Linked DNA regions of Homo sapiens: region 2 is linked to region 1. Evidence: chromatin loops called from intact Hi-C (ENCODE). Cell type or tissue: psoas muscle. All regions are shown on one strand. Each heading gives the region's core, and the rest is flanking DNA. Links, peaks and the distances in the headings are about the cores only. Region 1 overlaps CXCL12 (C-X-C motif chemokine ligand 12). Region 2 has its middle 140 kb from the start of LINC02659.

Region 1 (8,330 bases), core at 331-8,330:
GAAATTGTTGTTTCTCAAAGAGTTGTTTCTTATTTATTTTTTAAAGCACGCTGCGTATAGGAATTGGCCTTCTCCTGGACCATTTTCACATTATCTGGGAGATGCAATTGAAACAATACAAAATACAGTATTCATCACATTTAACACTGAATCATTCACTGCTCAGAGACTGAGAGTCCAGCGAGGTTGCAAAATAACAAATTTTCTACATGGTTTTATCAGTGGTCTGCTTAGGGGATTTGGAAGTTTCTAGGGAATATTTCCCAGGAATGGGGCTCCTTCAGAATGAGTCAGGGAAGCTCTGTAGAGGGATCAGAGCACTCAAATTCTCATCCAGCTGGAAAAGGGTGTAGCACCTGGGAAAGGCGATCAACTCCCAGTCAGGGAGCCCACGGTGATAACACCAGTCAGACGATCACACCATGGAAGGGTCCAATGAGATCCAATGGAAAGACTTAGAACATCTAAGGTTGGGGGAGGTGCAACCTTCTGCTATTCAGCCCCTCTGCTCCAAGCGGAACCTTTTTTCTCAGGAGGTAATCTCTAATAACAAGCAGAGTGCCCTCTGGAGCCTCCTCGCTGGTATCTCAGTGCCTGGACAGAGGGGGACACACCACAGCACAAACACGTGGCACAGACTCAATCCCAACACACAGCCAGTCAACGAGCCTCTGGCCCCTTCCTCTGGGTCCTGATACAGAGCTGGCAGCGAGGGCCTCTGAAGAGGTTACAGGGAGCCCAAGGGAGTGTCAGGTAGAGGCAGCACCAGGTCCCGGAGGGACAGATGAGGGATCCCTAGTAAACAGCTCGTGGACGCACTTGACTAGCAGTTCGAAAGCAAAAAGAGATTCGGATTACAAGAGACTTTTCCCTTGCAAATGGAAGACTGTATTTAAATGCATATTGCTTTAGCTGGGCAGTCTCCAGGAAGGAGCTGATTGTTAGTAGAGGAATTGTTATGCAAATAATTTTCCCTGCAGTTTCTACTCTTATCTATTTTCTCCCATGGAGGAGAAATAGAAATGATTCCTTTCCTGACTGTAGTCAAGATTTAGGGTCATGTTTGTTTCCTCAACCAAGAATTCAATGGTCTTGGTTCATGGATTGGGGGCAGGTACATCCAAGTTCTACGTGACAGATTTTAAAATATCTTGGATTACCTGGATAATGACTGCCCCACTGAAAACTCAATTATACTGGTATAGTGAGAGGTTAATTTCAAAAGGTTTTGAAAGAGTTCTGTATCTTTATAACTAGTAAAGATCCCTCAGGCTCTATTTTTTCAATATAACATAGCTGGATTGAGGATTTTAATTTTTGTTTAAGGGACAATTTTTGTTGATGGGTTTGCCTTCTGCCATGAAGCTCCAATTTGAAATACTTATGAAAATACTTAACACATGTTACTAATTACCCTACAGATTATTAAATTCAAGAACAGTTACAATTCAAGATTACATCACTATAATTTACTTCCTACTTCCTACATGTTACATAGTTTCCTTGCTTTGACTTCCTTGTTTTCCACTTTCTTCATTAAAATTTTTTTTAACTGGAGTCTTTAATCAAAGGGCAAAAGTATTCGTAAGACTGAATGAAAAACAAAACAAAAACCCACAAGTGCTTGCCTTTGTCAAAAGTGAACATTTTAAGTGGCTTAATACAGCTCTATCGACTGCCCTCAGTGGAAGGGGAACACTCCAAATGTCAGGCAGGTTGACTTACTCTTCACATAGCACATTGTTCTCTTAGAGAAATGTCCTGTGGGAAGGGCCCGAAGCACAGGTGACACGCAGAGCAGAGAGGGCCCAGGAGGAAGGCAGGAGATGATGGCATTGCCAAATGGTGAAGAAGATGAGGTTAGATGTGAATTGGGAAAGAATCTTCATGTCCAGGATTGGTTATTTTGTGGACTGGGTTTTAAAAACCAAAAACAAGTTGTGAATGCTTGTTTTCCTCAAGCAGTGCTGGGCTTGGCCCTAGTTTGAAGGTACTGACATGTGAGGGAGCACTGATGGGGCAGCAATCCTCTGGGGTCAACCCTGGTGCACACCGAATTCCCTTGGGCTCTGCCCATGGACCCACCATGTTTTTGTGATCAGTGGGGGAACCAAGGTAGTTCACCCCAAAGGACCACGGCTCTGATCAGGACTGCACTCAAAGGGCCCAAGGAGCATCTCCTCGCTCAGCGGCTGCACAGGGGGAACAGTGCATGCATCAAGACATTGGTCACAGAGGAGGACGCTGGCTTTGAACAAAAACATAGGATTGGACAATGGACAATATTCCAAACAAGACACAGATGTGCACAGTGTTTTCAGGTAACACAAGACATTTTCATTTCCTGCTTGGTGCACAGTTTACATGAAAGCTTTGGTCCTGAGAGTCCTTTTGCAGGGCCATGGAGACAGTCGTGGACACACATGATGATGGATGAGACAGAGAATGATGAGCAGAACGTGGAGGATGTGGAGGTGCTCGGGATGAGGGCTGGGTCTCACTCTGCCCTGGCCTCACACTGCTGCCTCAGCTCAGGGTAGCCCTGCTGCCCTCCCAGAAGAGGCAGACCCGGCTCCCATGTGGATGGAGAAGGGGGTGAGCCTCCCATGTGGCCCTCCACCATCCCATCCCACAGAGAGAAGCCTTCACTAGGCTTTGCCCAGGTTGACTGGTCCTGGCACCCCCAGGCGTCCCTCTTGGTGGCTCTCCACCCTAGGGCTGACCATGGGGCCAGGCTCCCTCAGCCCAGTCTCCCCACCTGCACAGCTCAGAGAATACAAAACCCAGGAGCCCTGAGTCAGAGGAGTGGCTCCGTGGAAAGACACTCTAATAAGGCAAGTACAATAATGGCCTTAGTCTAAGCTGCTACGTGTCGCCAGTGACACTGAATAATCAAACTAAATGAAAAATAAATGTCATGTATTTTGCTACATAATCAAATGGTGAAAATATGGCAAAGTGTGCAAAACAAAGCCCTTGGCAATGCCTGGGGCCCTGCCCTGGCAGGGGAGGCTGTGGCAGGCCCTTCCCTAACACTGGTTTCAGAGCTGGGCTCCTACTGTAAGGGTTCCTCAGGCGTCTGACCCTCTCACATCTTGAACCTCCTGTTGACAAGAACAGAGGGAAACACCATTAAGGCAGGTTCCCCCCACACCCAGCCAGCTCCAGAAGGACAGCGGCCTGCGCGGAGGCCCTGGGGCCAATCCCTACTTCCAAGTTGCCACCTTGGCCATGCATCTCCCTTCAGAGGCCCTGCGACAACAGACGGGAGGGGAGTGCGAGACGCAGCCAGGCTGAAGCGGAGGGACCCATGGATGGCAGAAAGCAGAGGACAGACACGTGGCAAGCACTGGGCGTGGCAGACGCACGAAGGCACAGAGAGGCCCATCAGAGTGGTCATACGACGGGGACAGGGCACACTGCTTACCCGGCACCGGCGTGGGGCTGAGGCTCAGGATGCTGCTGCCCTGCATCCTGGCCTCGGCTGTCCCAAGAGGCACTTTCGTGGCTTCCAGTAACCCTTCGCCCTCGGGGCCTCTCAGCCAGGGGCCATGCCACCGTAGGTGGCCCCAGGTGGGACTGCTGGAGGTGGCACAGGGGTGGGTGCACAGGTGGCCAGGACCTCCCAGGAGGAACGCATGCTGGACAGAGCAGTGACCATAGCGCACCCCTCATTTGGCTCTGACTGGTGTGAGCACTTCCTAGTTTCAACCCACCAGGAATCCCGGTCAGGCTCTTCACTCTTCCACGGCGACCCTGTCTTCAGCACTGGGTGTACCACCTGCTCCCAGGAGCTTCACAAGCCACTTGTAAACCACAGTGAGCCCCCAGGGCACATACAGTCACATCAAGACATCAAGACAGGACGGACCTTGCATGCGTTCTCAAGGTGGGACCCACTCTCAGTCCCTGCAGACCCTGCTCCCCAGGAGTGGGATAGCAAGCAGTTTGTATCCTCAGGCAGCCTTAGCTGGGCCCTCTGTCCCTAGGGGGCCAACAGCTTTTCATACTGACCAGGACAGACTGGCCACCCCTCCCCAGGCACAAAGCCCTGCTGCATGTGGAGTCCGAAGAATGCAGGCGAGTATGGGGGCACAGGTTTGCCCTCTCGGGGCGCTTTTGTCAAGAGTCCCATGGACTAGAGTGGCTACTGGCTTCCACGGGAAGGATGGCAGCCCCAGGCAGCCCACCCAACAGCTCTGTGCCTTAAGAGGTGGGGAGGGCAGAAGACTAGGGCACCCCTGTACCCAGGGCTCAGGCCTGTGACCCCCAGTGCTGGCAAGAGGAACGTGGGCCAGGAGAGTTGTCCAGGTAAAAGAGATAGCAGCGGGAAACAAAGGTCTTTGGCTGAAGCATCCTAGGACACCTCCCCAACGAGGAGAAGGCATGGCTGTGATCACAGGGAGCTCATTAAAGCTCAAGGGGACACCACGCTCCGGGACAGGGTGTGTCTGACATGCAGGGGTCTTTGTGGGTTTTCTCCTGAATTCCATGTGCTCCATCCTCCAACCACTTTCTCTTTCTGCATTTATTAAAATTATGACCCAGGATCCGGGTGCAGGGTGGGCGGGTGTTTATGTGAGGTGGAGAAGGGCTGAGAAATTCAACGCATCCTTTTTCCGAGCACTACTGAAATGGGGTCCTTGCTCTTCCATCCTCCCGGTCCAGATTAGAGAAACTTGCCAAAAAATCTCACACATACATCTACATGGGCAGGGAAGGAGGGTGCAGGAAAGTTCCTAGAGCTTAAGTGGTATTTGCTTTAGGCAGATAAGGTATTTCCCATGAATGAGGACAGAGGCAGCTGTGCCCTGCAGCTGGAGCACACGCCATCACGCAGGAGGCGGGAGGGGACAGGCTGGGATCCCCAGGGATTCAGGACCCTTGCAAAGTTCCATAGCACATCTGTCCTCCACGTGGGGGACCCGTTTAAAGACTCTAAAGAGAATTGCCCAAAGAGGAGCTCCCTGAGAAGTGTTTCCACATCTGCTCTCTGAGAATGCAGCATTCCCTCGGGCTCACCCCACACAGTTTGCAGAAACCCACCCGGGCTTGGGGATAAAGCCACTCCCACAACCCAGGAAGGAGGGGCTGAAGAAGCCCCTTCCCAGGTGGCAGAGTGCTGGAGGGAAAGGCAATGGGTATTTGGAAAAAGCCAGGGCCCATTCCTAAGGGTCAGTCAGTTTTCACCTTTCCTGAGGGCCACAGAGGGGTGGCACACCCCCTTCCTGGCGAGGCCACCTCTGCTAGCAGGTTGCCCTGCACACTGGCCAGGTGGCCACAGCCTGGTCTCCACAGGAATGCAGACTGCAAGTGTGTGGAGCTGGTGAGCTCCCCAGTGAGCGCAGGCCTTCTAAGAGAGGAAGTGGAGGGCGGGCTGGGGGGCTCAGCAACCTGGGCATTCCTGGAGCTCCCAGGCTATTCTGGACAGAGTCCTGAGCACACAGGCTCCGCGTCACAGACCCCCGCCCCAGTCTCTGCACAACTACTTTCTTCATAACTTAGCAGACCAACAAGGGCCTTAAAAAGCACATAAATACAGAAGCCGGTGTGGCTGGCAGGGCAGCAAAGCACTGCTCCCCCACGGAAGTCTGAGCCCCTGCCCAGTCTGCATGGGGGTCTGTCCTGGAGGAGGATCGAGCAAATTTACAAAGCGCCGAGAGCAAGTGAACTGTGGTCCATCTCGAGGTGGCAGATAACTAGTTTTTCCTTTTCTGGGCAGCCTTTCTCTTCTTCTGTCGCTTCTTTTTTCCTATCTTTTCTTTTTTCCCCACTTTTTCTTCTCTGCGCCCCCTTAGATAAAATTAGTAGAACCATTAATAATGTGGAAATAAACAAAAGTTCGTCTCAGTCTGCATAAGATTTAACACTGGCCCGTGTACTGGTTAAACTGTGCCTTCAGTCTCAGGCCTGGAGGCCCCTGGTCAAAGCACTGTTTATCAGTAATTCATTAAAATAAATTGGACATTTCCTTCCATTCAAACAAATGTTCAATGGGCTCCTAGAACACCTTTGTGAATGGGTTACAGCGACTGCCAATCTGCCAACCTGAACCTGATTCCCACTGGGGACAAGGAATCCACATCTCAGGGTACACCCAGGGCCAGGCTGGCCATCGTGGTCCTTGTCACCCCACCCTGCCCTGTTCTCATGGGACTTTTTCTTCTTCTCAATGCAGGGCTGAACTCTTAGCTTTCTCTAAGAAATGTCTGCATTTCAAATTGAATAACGTTTTGGAGGCTGCAGGCCCCAGGTTCAGACTGCCATTCAGAAGAGGAGAAAAAAGGCAGTGGTCCCACCTTCCCCTTTCTAGACGCCTGTGAACACTCCTGGGAATGAATGCGATTGTTCTGGAGAGCAAGGGAGAGAGCTGGTTAGCAGAATTTTATTAGAGCAACTGGCTCGTGACTGTCACATTAAAATGATTCAAGCTGAATGGTATTTAATGATTTATGGGGTGAGGCCACCTGTCCCTGTGAAAGCTTCATATTAACCATGGCCTGGAGTCATGGGATTTTTACATGGGAAAATGTAAAAGGTTGATATTACTAGGGTTGAGTCTCTGGGGATTACATGGGGAAGTTAGGAGAACCAAGGAGGAGGAGGGAGGGAAGACGAATTAGTGAGTCAAATATTATTCTTCAGAAAACCAGCACTGCTATTTCAATCGGGTTAAAAAAAAAAAAAAAAGATCCAAAAACTTGAGCTGCAGATCTAATCTGCTCGTGAGAAAAGCCCATACACTGTCACACATGGGCTGTGAGAAGGGGTCTCAGACACCTGACTGCAGGCAGGCTTAACTATATAAACCAGAAACGTCTATAAGCTCCATCACTAACAACTAATGAATTTTATTTCAGGTAAATAAATTCCCACATACAGTAGGACGTTTATACCATGAAACAATTAGCATTTTATTGCTAGTGCATATAATGTCACATTTGATACAATTTTAGTACAAGTGAAAAAATACACTGTGGCTAACATTGAAAAGCTGCAATCACATTTATATATCATATATATTTCTTTACAAATTGCCAGTAGTTTGAGATAATAGAGAAGTATAAACTACTGACATTCATATGGCTCCACTTCAAATATATGAATTGTTCGACTATAAATATATTTTGAAATACATTTGTTTTCTAAAGAAACGTAAAAAAAAATGTGCACAAAAATATATATAAAAAAATGCCTTGCAAAAAGTTACAAATACCACCAGGACCTTCTGTGGATCGCATTTATGCATGGAAATGTCACCTTGCCAACAGTTCTGATTGGAACCTGAAACCCTGCTGTGGCTTCAGGAGGGGGTAGTGGCAAGATGATGGTTTATTCACTGATTTTTTCGCTTCTGATTTCGGAAACCTCAGAGTTTGTTAGTGCCTCCATGGCATACATAGGCTTCAGAGGCAATCACAAAACCCAGTCACTCAAAGCGAGCTCTCAGATTTAAAATTGCATTTGATTCTGTAAAGACTTGTCTTTTGCGGGTAAGCAGGGGGACCATTACACATCCCCAGGAGAGGGCCAGCTCCATTCTGGAGGAGGCCAAAGACGGATCTCACAGAGGGCCCGAGCTGTGGGGCAGGCCCTGGGAGGAGAGGGATGCAGGGCACGAGCCCCAGCAATCACCCTCTTCCCGGCTGGTGCGGCGCTGATCAGGCTACAGAAATGAGAAGCAGAAGCAAGATTAAGCATGCTCTCGGAGTCGGGGAGAGAGTAGGAATAGCTGGGAGAGGGGTCTCTGAGCACAGTCCCAGTAATAGTGGCTTCTACATGGAGCCCACAGAGCCAATCACTGAGGTTGAAAGAGGAGGTGAAGGCAGTGGCGGCGCCCAGCCCCAGTCGGTATCTGAGTGCCACAGAGGCCTTCCTCTTGGGAGGGGCGCTGCTGCGGGAGCCTCAGTGTCTGAAGAAAGGACACTTTTTCCAGCTCCCTGTTAAGCCACCACCTGACTGTGCCCAGACTCCCCAGGGGAGCAGAGGAGATGCTCCAAACAAGCCAAATTCAGATCTTGAAGTACTCGTTGATTTAAAAAATGAGAATGAGAATGATGATGATTGTGATGATCATGAAGGAACTAACTGCTTGAAAATGCTGTTGATAATACAATTTCTTTCTTAGAAAAACCCCAGTAATAAAAGTTCCAACGTGCACAGGTACAGGGCATGGATGAATATAAGCTGCAATATCATACCGTATGCTATAAATGCAGGGTCTAAATGCTGGCAAACCTCAGGCCCGATCCCAGATCAATGTGCCCACCCCACACACACACCTGGTCCTCATGGTTAAGGCCCCCTCCCCCACGTCTTTGCCCTTTCAT
Region 2 (8,330 bases), core at 143-8,142, 320 kb before region 1:
TGGGAGGCATCCAGAAGGGGATAGGCTCCCTCTAAGTGGGTGATGCACCAAGGGAGGAAGCACAGGGGGCAAGCAATGAGAGCAGGGACCTCCCTTTGAGTGGAGTGGTGGCATTGGGATGCACATGGACACTATTCATAGAGCTGGGTGAGTGCAGGGCCACTAGTCGTCATGACTGGGTGGGGAGACATCTGAGAGATGATGAGTCTGCAGAGGGAATGCGGGCAGCCTCTCTTGCGCTTGGGTATTTTCTAAGCTGGGGTGGGTGGGTAATGAGGGGTGCAGTTTGCATCAGAAGAGCAGAGGAGGCATCTGGAGAGGTGGACATGATGGCTGACTGGGTTTAAGGCAGTGGTTCTCAACCCCAAATCAAGTGATTTCCACCCACCTCCCAGGCATTTGGCAATGTGTGCTTTGGTTGTCACATCTGTGGAGAGAGGTGCTACTGGCATCTAGTGGGTAGAGGCCTGGGATGCTGCTAAACACTCTACAATGTTTAGGTTGGCTTCCCACACAAGGAGTCATTTGGGCCAAAATGTCAATAATCAATAGTGCAGAGGTGGCCAGGCACGGTGGCTCACGCCTGTAATCCCAGCACTTTGGGAGGCCCAGGCAGGTGGATCACGAGGTCAGACATTCAAGACCAGCCTGACCAAGATGGTGGAATCCCATCTCTACTAAAAATACAAAAATTAGCCAGGTGCAGTGGCAGGCACCTGTAATCCCAGCTACTTGGGAGGCTGAGGTAAGAGAATTGCTTGAACCTGGGCGGCAGAGGTTGCAGTGAGCTGAGATTGCACCCACTGCACTCCAGCCTGGGTGACAGAGTGAGACTCTGTCTCAAAAAAGAAAAAAAAATGTGAAGAGGTTAGGAAAGCCTGGCTTAAGAGTGTGAGTTAGGGAATATTTTCATTGGCATGCCATGTTAGTTTTCACTTATGTTTTATCAATCTACCATCTAGATTTAAGATTCAGTCTCTCACACTTTACAGTCATTCCCAGAGAATAGTGTCATGATGTCAGGGGAAAATAGTTTCAAAATATTCCAGCCCATTCTGCCCTTGTTTGGGGCATGGCTCTTTCTCCCAAGCTGGAGGCAAGCACTCATTCCTTGGCTCCCTAGGGCTCTGTTCTCCTGGGGATGTGAGACTTCACCTCCTCTGGGCCTGATTAATTCACCTCCCACCTCTCACTGCAGGCTGCCTATTGTTTTGTCCATAGAAAGTACTCGCTGGATGTTTGCAACTGTACCGTGGCCACTGAAGCTACCTAAGGCTGAGATTCCAGACCTTAATTCCACCGTGTTTCTCTCTGGCTTGAGAAGCATGGTCACATGTACTTTCAGAGCCTGTCTCCATTGGAAAGCTGGAGGAAGAAGGGCAGGAACCCCCTTAACAGCCATTCCCTGTCTCAGCTCTTTGCCTCCCTGAGCCTCCAGCAGGTGCTCACATTTATGGCGTTAAGACCTCATTGGAAATGGTGCACCCACCTGCTTGCCCCTGCCCACCTGCAAACTTGTGTTGTGTGCTTCTTGTGCACTCAATCTGTGGCTGTGAACAGGTGGGTGTCTCTAGCACTGTCCTAAGAGACCTATGTGGTGTGATGAGTGAGGAACCTTTCCTCGCTTAAGTGAGGGGGACAAGCAGGTTCATCCATGGTCACAGGAGATAGACTAAATGCTCTCGTGGAAACACATCCAGGCTGCGGGTGGGAGTGGAGAGAAAGAAGCCTGGCACTGCATATGGTGGAAGGGCAGCGATGGAGGGTTAGGGAAGGCTACACTTTAAACAGCCCTTAAAGGAGGCACAGAAGGTGAACAGGTGGAAGGATGTGCCTAGAAGGGATTCTTTCTTCACCTAGAGGAGCATTTAGCCAAGGAAAGAAGCTGTGGCCTCCCTGCTGCTGCCCAGGTGGCCTGACCCACTCTTCCCATAGCTCTGTCATCCTGGACAGGTGCACCATGGGAGTTTGAAAGTGGTGGATGAAGGTCCTCCTCCCTGAACCACAAGGCTCTTCACAGTCTGGGTACCACTCAGCTGCCTCATGTCTGCCACCCCCTGCCCTCCCCCAGTTGTAGTCATCTCCTCTAATTCCTGGTGATGGTAGAATGTTCTCAACTCCTTGGCCACTGTGTGCTGAGCTGTCATGACCTTTCCGTGTTTGGAAAGCATCCTCCTCCTTGAGTGATTTTTCTATCTGTTAAAGTCACCTTCAGCAAAGACATGGAATCAACCTAGGTGCCCATCAGTGGTGGGTTGGAAAAAGAAAATGTGGTATATACCCCATGGAACACTATGCAACCATAAAAAGAATGAAATCATGTCCTTTGCAGTAACGTGGATGCAACTGGAAACCATTGTCCTAAGTGAGTTAACTCCAGAACAGAAAACCAAATACTGCATGTTCTCACTTAGTGCAAGCTAAACATTGGGTACTTGTGGACATCAAGAAGGGAAAACAGACCCTCGGGGCTAGTGGGGGGGGCGGGGTGGAGGGGTCAGGGGCTGTAAAACTACCTCTCAGCTACCATGCTTACTGCTTGGGTGATGGGATCCTTTGTACCCCAAACCTCAGCGTCATGAAGCATTCCCATGTAATGAACCTGCATATGCACTCCCGAATCTAAAATAACAGTTGAATAACTTTAAAAAAGAAAGAGGCAGCCAAGAGTAGTGGCTAATGCCTGTAATCCCGTCACTTTGGGAGGCTGAGGCGAGTGGATCACCTAAGGTCAGGAGTTCGAGACCAGCCTGACCAATATGATGAAACCCTGTTTCTACTAAAAATACAAAAATTAGCCAAGCGTGGTGGCATGCGCCTGTAGTCCCAGCTACTCGGGAGGCTGAGACAGCAGAATTGCTGGAACCCAGGAGGCGGAGACTGCAGTAAGCCGAGATTGCACCACTGCACTCCAGCCTGGGTGACAGAGGAAGACTCCATCACAAAAGAAAACAAAACAAAACAGATGAAGAAAGAGGCATAAGGAAGCTATGGGAGGTGTTGATATGTTTACTACTTTGAGGTGGTGATGGTAGCACAGATGTTTGCATATGACCAAAGCCATCAAATTGTACACATTAAATATGTATAGTTCCTTGTATATCAATTATACCTCAATGAAGCTGCTTAAAAAATAAATAAAATCATCTTCAGTTAGGATGTGAAAGGCTACTTTTTCCATGAAATATTTTACACTTCCAGGATGGAAATAGCTGCTTTTGTAATCTCATCAGACTGGGGTTTTGCATCAGTGCTCCTTGAGGCCATGCAAGGCATCTAAAAAATATATTTGTATTTTTGTACCACTCTGTCCACCTAGTGAGTGGACTCATTACTACTGAAATGAGTAGGTAGTAGATGTTGAATGAATGTTGGCTGGTGATGAAGATGATAAATAGCACAGAAGTCTCATTATATTTTTCAGGAACAAGTGTGAACCTACCAGAAAGACTCATGTGGTTCAAAGAAATTCTGAATGTTTTCAGACTCCCCTCGCATTCAGCTTTTAATGATGTTCCTGAACACACAGACCCCCATGGTGCACAGGGGATATTAAAGTTCAAAGAGACATAGAATCAGGTTGAAGATGGTAAGTGATCAGACTCCTAGGGGAATGAGAGCATTTCCTCATTTTCGGACTACAGCAGAAATGTCTGTAATCCAGATATTTAAAACTCGGCTGGGTGAAGAGGTGGGGGAGGTTTCATGGAATAGCCTGGAGTCAGGTCCTGTGGGATGAGGTGGATGTGATTGTGAAGGTCATCTCTGGCCCCCGCGCCTCGGATTCCATGATAGCACATCTGCTTTTGATTGCAGCGGGTTCTGAGCCCAGGGCTTAGGGCCCGACGCCATCTGAAGGAGGAAATACTAAGCCTGTCTGCAGGTCTGGACGTTCCCACAATGGGACACCAGCTAAGCCCTGTGGCCGCTGGAGAGACACTAGAGCTCTGTCTGGGGCTCCGCTTGTTCTCATAGGCCCCACACGTGGAGGTCTTTGCAGCCCACGCAGGCCTCTGTCAGACAAATAAAATGAAGCAGGCAGGATGGGAGGTCTGGGAAAATGGACCTAACAGGAGCAGGGGGTGGCTGTGAAAGGGAGGGTCCATGGTAATGAAGGGGAAGGAGAAGAGTCCGAATCAGACCTGGGCAGTAATCTTGGAGACACCACTCACTGGCCAAATGGGACCTCAGGAGGTTCCCATTCTTTGTTTGCAGAGTAGAGGGTTACCAAGATATTGCAGAAAAGCGTTTAATGCTGTACCCAGCACCTACCATTCAGTCACCTCTGCCTACTGGTATTTGACAACTTAACTCTGGCTTGCTCCATCTGAGGAGACAAAATGACTCTGGATGGATGCTTCCTTTTTGAAAAGAAAGAAGGAAAAATACCCACCCCAGAGTACTGTTTAGAATAGGGAAGCCTTCTTTGGGTGAGCAGCCTCCCTCCCCGCTGGGTGCAGCTGTGAGGGACCCGAATCCTCCAACCACAAGTGCACTTGCTATGCAGCGAGAGCGAGGTTCACCGAGTCACGTGAGCGGAGGCGGCAAAAGCTGCACAAACACATGGGGCGGGAACAGGCACAAGGAGGTGATGCCGGCCCCAGGAGGTCCCCGAGGCTGGCTGGGACACGGATCTCTTGGAACGCTGCAGAGAGAAGGACTATGTAAATAAGAGATCAAAACCCAGCCTCGCCGGGCCTTCGGTGTGATGAATGTTTGTCCTGAATGTGCAACAGAAGTCAGACCACCACCATCTTTTGTAGTCTGAGCTTTCAGAGGACCCTAGGGAAAATTCACTGGTGTGGGATCTGGGGGATCCTTTCAGATGGCTTGTCTCCACGGTGACTGGACCCACCTTCCAAGGGCAGACAGCCCCCTGCATTTTCAAAGCTCAGCCTGCTTGCATGACCCCTCCCGAGAAAGGGGCCAGGGAGCACACTGCTTAGAGCTTTCATCATCCAAGGCGGCGCACGGTCCCCTCCCCCACGGCGTGGGAATGAGCCCGCTGCCTCCTCCAAATTAGCCTATCATCCCAGGACCACCGACGACCTTGTCTGCCAGCTCAGCCAAGGGAAGTTTAATGGGAAGGAAAACAGCGTGGCCAGGTGTGCCCAAGGTTATAAAACCCAAATAAGTGTCAGCAGCTCCTCCTCCTTGTTTGCTACCCATCAGGAGGCCACCTCTCTTTGGCAGTTCCTGATTCAGCCCCTCCCTGCCTTATCAAGAGCATCTTCCCTTAAAGGAGAAAACACAGAACAGAAAACGTCCTCTATTAAATGTCCAAAAATGTGTGGCTTCTCTGTCTTGCCTTAGTGTGAAACTGACAGGCTGTTATGACTCAAGCAGTCTCCCTGAATGGACAGACAGACAAATAGACACACAAACAAGTGGACAGTCGGTCAGCCAGTGGATAATCTATTGATGAAAAGATCCCCTGCTGGTTGAAATGGTCCTCTTGATCTAACCTTCTCCATTTCATTATGAGGAATGCAAATCCTATCATTGCTCTGCGACTATTTATCACTCTGTCTTTTCTGTCAGAGGTGCTGAATCACTGCTCATGCTTGCTGTTTCCTTCAGAAGGCATTAGCAAAGAGGCTATTTGCCTGAGAATGTTTGATCTGTTCTGTTTTTGCTGTCTGGTCCTCCACCACAGTATCTGGGACCATAAAATGATTCCCAATTCTGTGCCTGAGAGAAGGTGCTCAGATTGACTCAAGGACCATCCAAAAGGAGAGGCTAAGGCAATCCTGGGAGCCTGGGGGTGAAGCGTGTCAAGCTCAAATCTCAGGTGAGGGCTGTGGCTGGAAATGGTCTTGGAGGATCTCAGAGATGTGCATGTATATGCACATGTGTTTGTGTGTGTGCACGTGTGTGTGTGTGCATGAGTGTGTGCACATGAATATGCATGTGTGTACGTACACATGCATGGGCAGAAGAGCTTGGGCATGATGATTATGATGATGAAACCTGTGACCAGCTTTGCATGGTGGCAAATGAGCATTTGTACAGGTGCCAGTCCATGGTCAATTCAGAGTGTCTGGGCATGCAAAGGCCCTACAATGCCTCCTATAAGTACCAGTAAACCACAATGCTGTTGAGTGTGACTGGATGCCTCGGAGGGTCCCAGGCCCTGAAGGCCTTTCTTTCTATTCTGGTTTCTCTGTGGTGCCTGGCTGGGCATCTCTGAGGTCGGAAATGTCTGACATCCAAGGCTTCAGATCTCAGATGGGGAAGGGCTTGGTAGACAACAGGCTTCCCAAGGCACGACTGGCCACTTTTGCTGGGTGTACTTTGGGAAAGTCCTCCTCTCTGTTAGCTCTCTGACACCTATTTCTCAGAATATGATTGCAATACACTAAATAGAATAATGCATGTGACAGCCTTTTAGAGAGTAAGAAACACAATTCTATATTGGGACTGTTGAGGGCAAATGTACACACACTGAAATCAATCCATCCCCAAGGAAGACATGCCTGAACTATGGAGAAGTACCCATCCTAGAGGGTTCAGTATTCAACAGCATCCATTTCTTCCTCAGGGCAAAGACATTTGATCAATTAATTCCTAAAGATTTAACTCTGTTCCACCATGGGATGAAGGGTCTTGGTTGGGTTAATAGATGTGAAGGAAGTGGAAGGTCACTTTTGAGTTTGGGGATGTAGTAGGGTGGGCACTCTGGGAAGGTAACTGAGCAGGGGCTGGAGGCACCCCAAGGACAGGCTGTGTCCCTGGGAGTCCTAGAGAGATGGCGATGTCAAAGCAATCAGGTTACAGTTGCCAAAGGACTTGCTCGGGTGTTCCCAATAGGCTGGGGTCAGACACATCCCCAGGGAGTTCAGGATGGGTGGGACCAGGCCCTCAGACCCCCAGGGCAACCTGCATCTGAGGATGGGTTGTCCAAGTCTCCCTAGACAGTGCATCCTCGGGTGTATCCAGGGTCAGGGATGCAGGGTGTTGGTTTCCATCAATTCAAGGCCAGGCTGCACCCTGCTTTCCTGACCTGGTGGCTCCCGGACACTGATCTTCAGACCCAAGTGTCCCTGCTGCCCTGACCTCATCAAGAGCTCAAGGGCCAAGCCATGCACAGACTCTGATGCTGACGGAGAGCCAAGAAGGCTGCTGGCTTTGGTGTTAAAGATCTACCAGTGGTCTTGAAGACCGAGTTTCAGGAATGGGGGCTTCAGGGATCCTAACAGGGTCCAGTCTCTTCTGCTCCTTTGTGACTCTCCAGAGTTGCACAAAATCAAAACAACGCAACAGCAGCAACACACAGCAAGGGAGCCTTCGGCGGCCCCTCTTAAACGCCAAATCCATTCAGTTATTTAATTTGAATAAAAATGATTTTGTTTTGGGCTTTACTCTGGAATCTCTGGTTCCAGGGTGGTATTGTGGCTGTGAAATGGGAAAGATTAAGGACAAAACACCAGTGGTTAAGAGTGCTAGGTCCTACTTGAGATTGTGGCCTCCAATGTGGAGGGTTTGGGAAAGGAAAAGTCATATTCCAAGTTCTTGAGGTTTTCATCATGCTAAGCACCCATCCACTTGTCCAGAACTGGAAACCTATTACAGTGTGTCCTTTGTTATTTTTAGAATTTAAGATGATATTTTCCTATTTTAGTTAATGGCCTGAGAATGAGATATTGGTTGTTTGCAATAAATTGCCTGATTTGGAAGTATTGGTGCAGAGGGACTCTATAATTCAAAGTCTTTTTATAGCACAGCTTTTTTTCCTGGTCTGGAGAATTCCTTTAATCAGGTGGTGGGAGTGATTAATGACCCTCTGTGCCTGTGTGCACGTGGGGGCTCACATGTCCTGAGAATGGGAAGCTGAGGGGTGGGTAGTCTCATTGCTGCAGAAAAGGAAATCTCAGGGCCACATTCTCCACCCAGAAAGTGCATGCATCCAATTAAAGCCCTGCCGGGTCCCACCCAGATGCAAATAGGGATGAGTAGATTAATTGTTGGACTGTGCTCAAGGCCACATCCTCAGATGTGCTGGCCCAACATGCCTCTTTCTGCCCCAAAAAAGCAAAGTCAGGGTAGGGGACAGGGGGTGTAGAGTTTATTCCTCGTCTTTGTTTTTCTTCTTGTTATTTCAAAAGGAAAACATTTAACATCTTCAATCAACTTTTACTAAGCACTTCTTATGTGTCAGACACTGAGTGGAAGCAGGAGGAGAGATTTTAAAGAGAAGTCATATTCTATATTCCTCCTAGGGAGTCCACAGTTAGAGAGAGGCTCAAAAACAAACAATTGCAGCAGAAGGTGGGAAGAGCCACTCCAGGGCTGTTGTGTTGGGCTGCTGATGAGGGCGGGACTCGCCAGAG

Evidence for each region. Hi-C counts contacts between places; a loop is a spot of excess contacts. Peaks named below come from ENCODE experiments on the same cell type or tissue, not always from the same donor. Only the 100,000 strongest peaks of a DNase experiment are listed, where the experiment ranks them.
Region 2: a loop joins it to region 1, with 2.2 times the contacts of the local background. A loop is called at or near these places in 8 of 110 quality-filtered maps.

The regions. Positions count from the first base shown.
Region 1 is chr10:44,370,240-44,378,569 of GRCh38, forward strand. CXCL12 (C-X-C motif chemokine ligand 12) reads right to left here. Exons shown (of 3, transcript NM_199168.4): 3 at 6,828-8,330. Among named protein-coding and RNA genes, the nearest start is that of CXCL12, 11 kb to the right of the region's middle. RefSeq lists enhancers at 585-1,133, 8,138-8,330. In psoas muscle, for the core only: no CTCF peak of the experiment used is centred there; no DNase peak of the experiment used is centred there.
Region 2 is chr10:44,052,574-44,060,903 of GRCh38, forward strand. No RefSeq gene overlaps it. Among named protein-coding and RNA genes, the nearest start is that of LINC02659, 140 kb to the left of the region's middle. In psoas muscle, for the core only: no CTCF peak of the experiment used is centred there; DNase peaks (open chromatin) are centred at 3,893 and 4,557.